Linked DNA regions of Homo sapiens: region 2 is linked to region 1. Evidence: chromatin loops called from intact Hi-C (ENCODE). Cell type or tissue: ascending aorta. All regions are shown on one strand. Region 1 overlaps RYR2 (ryanodine receptor 2). Region 2 overlaps ACTN2 (actinin alpha 2).

The links. Hi-C counts contacts between places; a loop is a spot of excess contacts. Peaks named below come from ENCODE experiments on the same cell type or tissue, not always from the same donor. Only the 100,000 strongest peaks of a DNase experiment are listed, where the experiment ranks them.
Region 2: a loop joins it to region 1, with 3 times the contacts of the local background. A loop is called at or near these places in 31 of 110 quality-filtered maps.

The regions. Positions count from the first base shown.
Region 1 is chr1:237,384,907-237,389,906 of GRCh38, forward strand. It overlaps RYR2 (ryanodine receptor 2), which reads left to right. Exons shown (of 105, transcript NM_001035.3): 9 at 2,375-2,474; 10 at 3,181-3,277. Among named protein-coding and RNA genes, the nearest start is that of MIR4428, 84 kb to the right of the region's middle. In ascending aorta, a CTCF peak has its summit at 1,881 (motif pointing left); no DNase peak of the experiment used is centred here; H3K27ac peaks cover 805 bases.
Region 2 is chr1:236,756,386-236,761,385 of GRCh38, forward strand. It overlaps ACTN2 (actinin alpha 2), which reads left to right. Exons shown (of 21, transcript NM_001103.4): 18 at 1,101-1,247; 19 at 3,339-3,404; 20 at 4,630-4,788. Among named protein-coding and RNA genes, the nearest start is that of MTR, 36 kb to the right of the region's middle. In ascending aorta, a CTCF peak has its summit at 3,052 (motif pointing right); no DNase peak of the experiment used is centred here.

The sequences.
Region 1 (5,000 bases):
GAGAAGTAGTCTCGCTCTTTTCGCCCAGGCTGCAGTGCAGTGGCGTGATCTCGGCTCACTGCAAGCTCTGCCTCCCGGGTTCACACCATTTTCCTGCCTCAGCCTCCTGAGTAACTGGGATTACAAGTGCCTGCCACCATGCCTGGCTAATTTTTTGTATTTTTAGTAGAGACAGGGTTTCACCATGTTAGCCAGGATGGTCTCAATCTCCTGACCTCGTGATCCACCTGCCTCAGTCTCCCATAGTGCTGTGATTACAGGCGTGAGCCACCATGCCCGGCCGTATTTATTTTTTAATTTAATTGGTACATAATTTATTTTATTGGTACAAAATATCACATGTAGCCCATAAATATGTATATATTTTACATATGCATATACATACACAAAATACACAAAATGCTGTACCTCAGTATATAAAAAGTGTTGTGTGTAATGTTTGAGGTGATAGATATCTCAATTACCCTGATATGATCACTGCACATTGTATGCATGTATCAAAATATCACATGTGATATGTTTATATACTGAGGTACAGCATTTTGTGTATGTATTTTACTCTATGAGATTACAAGCACCCTTGGGGTGGAGAATGTGTACTATTAATATACATAGTACATTCAGTGAACCCATGATGAATTAACAAATGATGGTAATCTACTTATCATAATATTACATGAGCTTTCACTTGGACACAGATATGAGCACGGGTATTTTGAATTATTTTCAGAGTTTGGTTAAAATCGGTGTCATTCACATGGATTTGTATGTGTGTGTGCCTGTGCACGTGCTTTTTTTTACACTAGGTTATTGAAATACGAGTATTTATGGAACAGCTTAAAATGTGTGTTTTTATGTTTATGATACTTTGATTTTATGATTTTTGTTAGCTTCTCCACATACGTGTTTACTGGATAACATTGCCAGATGCTAGGAACACAGCTGTGAACCTGTGTCAGGTAGCTTCTAAAAGGGAAAAAGAAAATAAGCCCAAGAATTTCACTGTGTGATAATTGCTTTGAAGGGAAATATATTCTGCTTGTTTGTTAAAGCAGATGGGATATGATTTATTTGTAAACAATTAAACAGTTTTAACATACTGGAGAAGAAATTGAGTCAATAAAGGAATCTTAGCTGGGATTACAGCTAAGACTGTAAGAATGACAGATTGAAGTAAAGAAGAAATTGTACAAAAGCAGGCAGCTAGTTGAGGTTGAGGAGAGGAATAAGAGCAAATTATTGCCAAGTCTTATGTATCAACTGGTAAACTTTCAATCTTATTCATTGGAAAAATGACTGATAAACACTGTGTACATATCACAATGTTTAAAGTTTCTTTGGTTTTATTTTTAAGAGAAAGAGAGTGAACGACCTCTTCTTGATGGTGACTTGAGAATAGTATCTTTATGTTAAAGAGACCCGTAGGATGTTTAAAAGGCCTGTGGAGTACACCTAAGGTGACTACTTTAGGCGTGACTGATCATCTAAATAAGATGGTCAAGATTTCTGGGAAATTTCTGGTCTGATTAAAGTCTGTGAAAACTTAGGCTGTCATCAGCATTGGCAAAGCATTGCAGAAACATTGCAGGGATATTGGCGATGTTTACTGAGAAGACTCCACGAAAACAGGTGGTTGCTCTATGTATGTTTGAAATTCTAGAGGCAGCCAAGTTATGATGAGTAAAATAAGCAAGTAATTTTGTTTTTCTTAGTTAACATTTGATAATTCAGTCTTATGGCTCTAAAAGATATTAAGTATGTTTTATTTTAATGTGTTTCTATTTTTAGGAAGGAAAATCTGAAATGTGCTAGTATCTGAATTTCGGAAGAAATGTAGCTTGGTTTTAGATAGCTGTTAGGAAATATCGCCATCTAATGGCTTTTGCATCAAATTGCAGATAACAGTTCCTGAAGGACTCCATAAAAGACCCCATAAGACGCCTAAGGACTTCATAAAATGAAGACTCCATAAACTTGGTCCAATAGATTTCACTTACTTCATCATCAAAAAGCTGTCAGAGTGTGATATGTAGAAAACCTAATTATAATTTTAAGTGCTCATTTTGTTCATCAACCATCGTTAAAACAAAAATAGTATCTTGTTACAAATAAACTTATTTAGTGTATTCATTTATGCATATTTTGATTATTGACTTAAGTCAGTAACTGTTAGAATGAAGTTTAAAAATCCGTAAATTCAGAGAGGAACTTCTTTTCTTCTGACTAGTTTTTTGATTCTTGAATGACAGGTTGAAACAGATGTTCTCTATGAACATAACCAAATCAGCAACGTTAAGTTTGCATTCCTAGAAGCACTTACATGTTACAGCTTACCAGAGCCTGAAGTGATGCCTCCTTTTGCCTCTTGATACAGCACTTGTCTTATGGCAACGGCAGCTTACACGTGGATGCCGCTTTCCAGCAGACTCTCTGGAGCGTGGCCCCAATCAGCTCAGGAAGTGAGGCAGCCCAAGGTAAAAACTCCACTTCAATTAGAGGGCCTGTCCTTGCTGCAAAGTTGACAGTCATCTTTGGAATTGTGATAATGAGCTGATTGTTAATTAGAGCTTTTTGTCTGTGTCTAAATATTCTGTAATGCAGATACCTGACATTTGAGGATCTTGTTTAAACTGCTATTTTAACAGTGAAGCTTGGGTGAAGATTAATCTTCCCTTATTTTTATGCTACTGTCAGCTTTAGTTTATTTGTGTATGCTTTATGTGATAGCTTCCTATGGATTGTTTTCTTCAATTTTTTGACCTCAGAGTATTGCCTGGTTGGACTAATGTCAAGATTTCTTATTTTCTGAGGTCATGCCTTATAGCTGGAATACGAATTTTACAAAGGAGCAGGGTTTCCTAGGGAAATATCTGTATATGTTCTGGTTATTCCAACTTACATAGGTTCACATTTGATTCTAAATGTGTTTGTATGTTTAACAGAGGATTTTATGTGTCTGAGGTCATGCTTTTAGTGGGAATATCCCTAACTGTGGGACTCGGGCACCCAGGACTCAGAGGGAACAGCAGGCACTGTCTATCTCTGTGACCTTGGCCAGGTCCTTAAGACTCACTAGACTTCAGTTTCTTTACGAAAGTAGAAGATTGGACCAGATGATCTGTCTGGCTATCAGCACCTGACACTGACAGTCCAGACCTGAATGATTTTTTATCCTTACAGGGTATCTCATTGGTGGTGATGTCCTCAGGTTGCTGCATGGACACATGGACGAGTGTCTCACTGTCCCTTCAGGAGAACATGGTGAAGAGCAGCGGAGGTTAGTACCTGAGCTCATTGCATTGAGACTTGCACTCTTTTGCCTTGATGTAATGTTTTAAAAACTAGGGATCTATTCATTCAGGCCAGTAGCATCATACAAGATGGGCTACTGACATTCATTGATTCACTGAAGTGATCCATTTGTTGCCCCCTCTTAGCTTTTTCTCATGTTATATTTCTATTACCTACCAACAGAAGAACTGAAAATTTTTGTATAATTAAAACATATTAAGAAACACTGAACAAAATTAACGAAGTGAGAAGAGTGACCACATTGCATTAAACTACTTAGAACTTCATTAAATGCTCATTAGTTTTGATTAATTTTCTTTTTAGAATGTTTAATCTCAAACTCAGTTTTGAAGTCAGAGTTCTCAAATTGCGTACAATTTTAGGACCCTTTGCTATGACCTCTCATTTATTGATACAGATGATAGAATTGATCACTTTCTCTCATATTTAATCTGATATAATACCTCTCTCATGTTAATTTATTTGGCACTGGGACAAGATTACAATAGTATGAATCTACTGAGAAAAGTGCACAAATATTACAAAACCATAAAAATATTTAGAATAGTTTGCTACTGCTCTACCTTACAAATTAATCAATGAATGTAGTAAGATGAATATGTAAATAAGAGATTGCAGTGAGAGAAGGTACTGTGTGGATGGTTTGTTATGTATCTTTAAATCTTTTAGTGGACATTTTTCATATTAACATGGACACTTAGGTAACTATTAGTTAATAATTATTTATTTTTATAATTTAATAAAAATACATAGGGACCATTTAGAAAATTAAGAGTCATTTAACCAGCTGCATAATCTCAGGAAAAGTCCCTCTGAGACCTGGGTACTGGGTCTTAACCTCTGTTCCCAGGCAGACCTAGATAATGGTCAAGAGTGACATAAGTCCCCTGGAAACATTCCGTAAGCTAAAACTGCCTCTTTCAGTAGGTTTAGGAAGAAGATGTCGATGGTGTCAGTAGGGTTTGTATAAAAGATAATGGAGATTTTAAGACACTTGGATAAGGAATTAGTTTCAAACAGAAATATAAACTTAAGAACTAGAGAGATGTCAAGCATATTCTGGGAATAGCAATTATTCCAGAGTGATTAGGGGGAAAATGGAGGAAAAGGTGGAAAGTAGACAAGAGAAAGATCCTTAGTGCCATTCCCGTGGGCTGGCTTCTATTCTGAGGTTGTTAGGAAGGGATGTGGGGATCAGAGTGGAATAGTTAGTTCTCTTTTAAAATAATAACTCTGTTAGGCAAGGAGAACTTAGATTAGAGGTGGGGAGAATCTGAGTCACGGAAATGAAATGCAGTAATTCGTGTGACAAAATCCAAGAACTTAGCCCAGATAATGCCATCAGAATGGAGAGGTTTACTTGCATCATAGACATTTAGATAAAAGTGATGGGTTTAGGGGAGAACTAGACACAGGCTGTGAGAGAAGGTATCTAATCCAGCGCCATCTTTTTTTCTGCCTCAGGGGAAGACAGCTGGAGCTAAGGATTGCAGGAGATGGTACATGTTTGCTATGAAAGATGGAGTTAAACTTTGGTTACAGATGAGTACAGTCTATGAGACGTCCAGTAGGAAATTGGGATGTCTGAGTCTTTAACTTAACAAAACTTGGGATGGGTGCAAATTCTAAGTGTAAGGGGGATATTTAAAGGAATGGGGTCTATCATATGTTCATCAGATGGAGAGGGA
Region 2 (5,000 bases), 630 kb before region 1:
CTGCCACCGTTAGAACCCTGGTTATAGAGTATGTACTGCAGAGTGCCCGCTGCCACCATTAGAACCCTGGTAATAGAGTATATACTGCAGAGTGCCCGCTGCCACCGTTAGAACCCTGGTAATAGAGTATATACTGCAGAGTGCCCGCTGCCACCGTTAGAACCCTGGTAATAGAGTATATACTGCAGAGTGCCCGCTGCCACCGTTAGAACCCTGGTAATAGAGTATATACTGCAGAGTGCCCGCTGCCACCGTTAGAACCCTGGTTATAGAGTATATACTGCAGAGTGCCCGCTGCCACCGTTAGAACCCTGGTAATAGAGTATATACTGCAGAGGGCCCGCTGCCACTGTTAGAACCCTGGTAATAGAGTATATACTGCAGAGGGCCCGCTGCCACTGTTAGAACCCTGGTTATAGAGTATATACTGCAGAGTGCCCGCTGCCACCGTTAGAACCCTGGTTATAGAGTATATACTGCAGAGTGCCCGCTGCCACCGTTAGAACCCTGGTAATAGAGTATATACTGCAGAGTGCCCGCTGCCACTGTTAGAACCCTGGTAATAGAGTATATACTGCAGAGGGCCCGCTGCCACTGTTAGAACCCTGGTTATAGAGTATATACTACAGAGTGCCCGCTGCCACTGTTAGAACCCTGGTAATAGAGTATATACTGCAGAGTGCCTGCTGCCACTGTTAGAACCCTGGTAATAGAGTATATACTGCAGAGGGCCCGCTGCCACCGTTAGAACCCTGGTTATAGAGTATATACTACAGAGTGCCCGCTGCCACTGTTAGAACCCTGGTAATAGAGTATATACTGCAGAGTGCCCGCTGCCACCGTTAGAACCCTGGTTATAGAGTATATACTGCAGAGTGCCCGCTGCCACTGTTAGAACCCTGGTGGGTGCTTGTGAGTACTTCTCACTACAGAATCTTGCAACAGATGACAAAGTAGAATTTTTTTTCAAGTGTGGGGAAGGCTATCATGAGCCCTGCTTAGTAAGCCCTTTGAGTCGGCTGTACTGTTATGAAAGTAAAGAGGCAGAGTTGACATGCTGGAGAGACTTAGAACTGATCTTTCCCCTTTTCCCTCAATAGCACATTCGTGTTGGATGGGAGCTGCTGCTGACAACCATCGCCAGAACCATCAATGAGGTGGAGACTCAGATCCTGACGAGAGATGCGAAGGGCATCACCCAGGAGCAGATGAATGAGTTCAGAGCCTCCTTCAACCACTTTGACAGGGTACCACTCTCTACTTATTTGAAGGGCAATACTGGGGACATTAAACAATGTATCTGAAATAATATGCATGCTCTCGTTTTAAGTCTTAAGGCTCCACAACATTTACAGGGAAACAGGATAGTTAATGACAAAAGAAAATAGCCACCAAAACTAAGTGTCCTAAGCTTTGATGTTGCTCAAGGTGACACAAAGTCCAGGTTTGTGTGCTGTTTCATACAGATCACTTAATAGAATGCATTTGTAGTTGACATCAAAGCTGATTTGTTCTAAGTCAAAGTGTATTCTTCACAAAATGTGATTGTTGGCTTTAGGTCATTTCGTAAAGACTTAAATACAAAACTCTGATATGCTTTTCCTAAGCAACTGTTTAGGAAAAGCATCTGGTCATAATTTAACCCATTCTTTCAACATATAAAACTCAGTTTTCTGTTTTAATTAACAAAATTGATGCATGATCTCTTTTAAGGACATGCAGCAATAAAATGGTGATAATTTTTGTAGTAAAAGCATATAAAAAGCTAAGTGCTGCTTTAAAAATATCATCTAGTATTCTGATTTGAATAATATTGAGTAGAACCAATTCTTTATGAGAAAATACTATTTACTAATCCTGTGGCTGGAAGTGAGTGACTATTAAGGCACACTCCAATTCTTTTCTTTTTTTTTTTTAATGAGACGGAGTCTCGCTCTGTCACCAGGCTGGAGTGCAGTGGCATGATCTCGGCTCACTGCAACCTCCGCCTCCCGGGCTCAAGCAATTCTCCTGCCTCAGCCTCCCTAGTATCTGGGACTATAGGCACCTGCCACCATGCCTGGCTAATTTTTTTTTTTTTTTTTCAGTAGAGACGGGGTTTCGCCATGTTAGGCAGGATGGTCTCAATATCCTGATCTCATGATCCACCCACCTTGGCCTCCCAAAGTGCTAGGATTACAAGTGTGAGCCACCGCACCTGGCCTTTTTTCTTTTTGTTTTGTTTTGTTTTGTTTTGTTTTGTTCTGTTTTTGAGATGGAGTTGTGCTTTTGGTGCCCAGGCTGGAGTGCAATGGTGTGATCTCAGCTCCCTGCAACCTCCACCTCCCAGGTTCAAGCGATTATCCTGCCTCAGCCTCCCAAGTAGCTGGGATTACAGGCATATGCCACCATGCCTGGCTAATTTTTTGTATTTTTACTAGAAACAGGGTTTTACTATGTTGGCCAGGCTGGTCTTGAACTCCTGACCTCAGGTGATCCATCTGCCTCAGCCTCCCAAAGTGCTGAGCTTACAGGCGTGAGCCACCACGACTAGCTACGTTCCAATTCTTAAAGATCACTAAAAGGGATGTACCATTACTTTGCATGGAGCCCTGTTATGATTTGCAAATGTCCATCAGTCGTTCCTAAAATGCCTCTGGGCTAGATAGACCAGTCAGATTTGGGCCTTTTGGAGGATTCAGACAGTGGACTTCTGATCAGAGAGCTAGGCATAAGTAAAAAATTATCCACAGAGATGGATATTGACGTTCTTATAGCTTCAGCACACCTTTATTGTGCAGCAGCATGCTGTGATTTGACGTATCTGCATTCATTAAAGCCCAAGTCATTTTTCTTCCAAGGAGGGAAATGATGGATCGTCATCCCTGTACACAACCATCTCTTGTTGAAAGACACTCTCACTCATTGGGGCTACTTTATAGGAAGAAAGCACATTGATTTGAATCCAAGATGATCACAATCTTTTGCAACAAAAGTCCAAGGAGTACAATGCAGAACTTACCATGTTTAGAAGTTTGTTCAAATTAAACATGAATGATTCTTTGTCAGTAGGTGGCAGTAGTGAGCTCCTGACTAGTTCCTTTTGCTGTTTTCTTGAGTGTGTGGTCTCCTTTCGTTTTTGTCTGGTCTTTACCCTCCTCTCCCCTCTTTTTCATTTTTAAGAAACTAGTTTGTAACATCCTTGTGCTGGCTCCATCCTTCTCGCAAGTCAGTGGTGACATTTACGACCTTGGCAGAGCTCAAAGTGCTTCTCTTACCAGATCTTTGTTCAGTTGGTCAAGTAGAGTTGCTCATCTTGCCCTGTGCTCACCTGCTCTGTCCTTTGTTTTTGCCAACAGAGGAAGAATGGCCTGATGGATCATGAGGATTTCAGAGCCTGCCTGATTTCCATGGGTTATGACCTGGTAAGACAGAAGTTGAAATTGTACTAAGATTTGATATTTTATTGAATTTGGATTTCTGTTATAAAAGATGACAAGCTCAAACCAAGGTAGTGCATTTGGGATTGGTTCGTTTTCATTATATAGGATAATATTTTTTGAAGGTCTCACTGTTATTATATAAAAATAAAGTCACGAGGCCTGGCGCAGTGGCTCACGCCTGTAATCCCAGCACTTTGGGAGGCCGAGGCGGATGGATCACCTGAGGTCAGGGGTTTGAGACCAGCCTAACCAATATGGTGAAACCTCTTCTCTACTAAAAATCCAAAAATTAGCCAGCTGTGGTGGCGGGCACCTGTAGTCCCAGCTACTTGGGAGGTTGAGGCAGGAGAATGGCTTGAACCTGGGAGGCGGAGGTTGCAGTGAGCTGAGATTGCACCACTGCACTCCAGCCTAGATGACAAGAGTGAAACTCCATCAAAAAAAAAAAAAGTCACAGAACCAAAGCATTTATTTTTATTCAATAATTGGTCAGATTATTTTTTCTAGTGAAGGAGATGAGAACATAGGCTTTTTGATTGTTTTAAACAGCTTTACTGAGATATAACTCACGTACTACGGTTTACCCATTTAAAGTGTATACTTCAGTGGCTTTTAGTAGGAACCTAATGATTTTTCAAGTGCTTTTTCCTCTAATATGCTGAAAGGTAAAAAAGGTTTAGTCGTAAATCAGCCAAGATAAACTTACATTTCCCTGTGGGCTGGGATAGTCCTAGTATATCAGACACTTCTCTGTTACCCATTAATGAGTATTTTTAACCTGGCCTCCCTTGATTCTCTTTGGGACTGTAAACTACAGTCGTGACAGCCATGTTCTGAGCTGCCTTCAGTTTGGCAGCATCGCTTTCCTAGTTGTAATCTGAGGAAAGGGCTCAGCTCCCGCTTTGACCTCCTCTTCCATAATTACGTCACGTGACCCATCAAGGCCAGCAGTGGGTCCCAGAGAGGAAAGACTTCTGACATTTACAAGCTTCTGGTTTGAAGCTCCAGCAACTTTTAAAATTGTTTGGTAGCAGTAAACCTTAGTCACCCTTAAGGGGAATCTTGTCCAAAGACTGAAGGGAAACGCAGGTAATAATTCAGTTTTCAGACATAAAGGAATTGGCATGTCACCAGGGAAAGAATGAAAACGGCTCTGTTGAGAGTTGTGTACCGTTCGTGTACATGTTTCTTTGCCACTTTGCCCCAGGGTGAAGCCGAATTTGCCCGCATTATGACCCTGGTAGATCCCAACGGGCAAGGCACCGTCACCTTCCAATCCTTCATCGACTTCATGACTAGAGAGACGGCTGACACCGACACTGCCGAGCAGGTCATCGCCTCCTTCCGGATCCTGGCTTCTGATAAGGTCTGCATTGACAGATTTCCTTCTGCTTTAGCAGGAGTCCACTACATCCTTCTAACAAAAAAGGCAACAGTGTTGTAAATAAAAACCATTTTTATGCCGGTGTATTTTGTACAACATTGGCACTGATTTCAGAAGGCAGCAGATAGACACACAACAATGGCGCGCCCAGCACAGAGGAAACAGACATGCCATTCCTGGCATTCGTGCTTGGC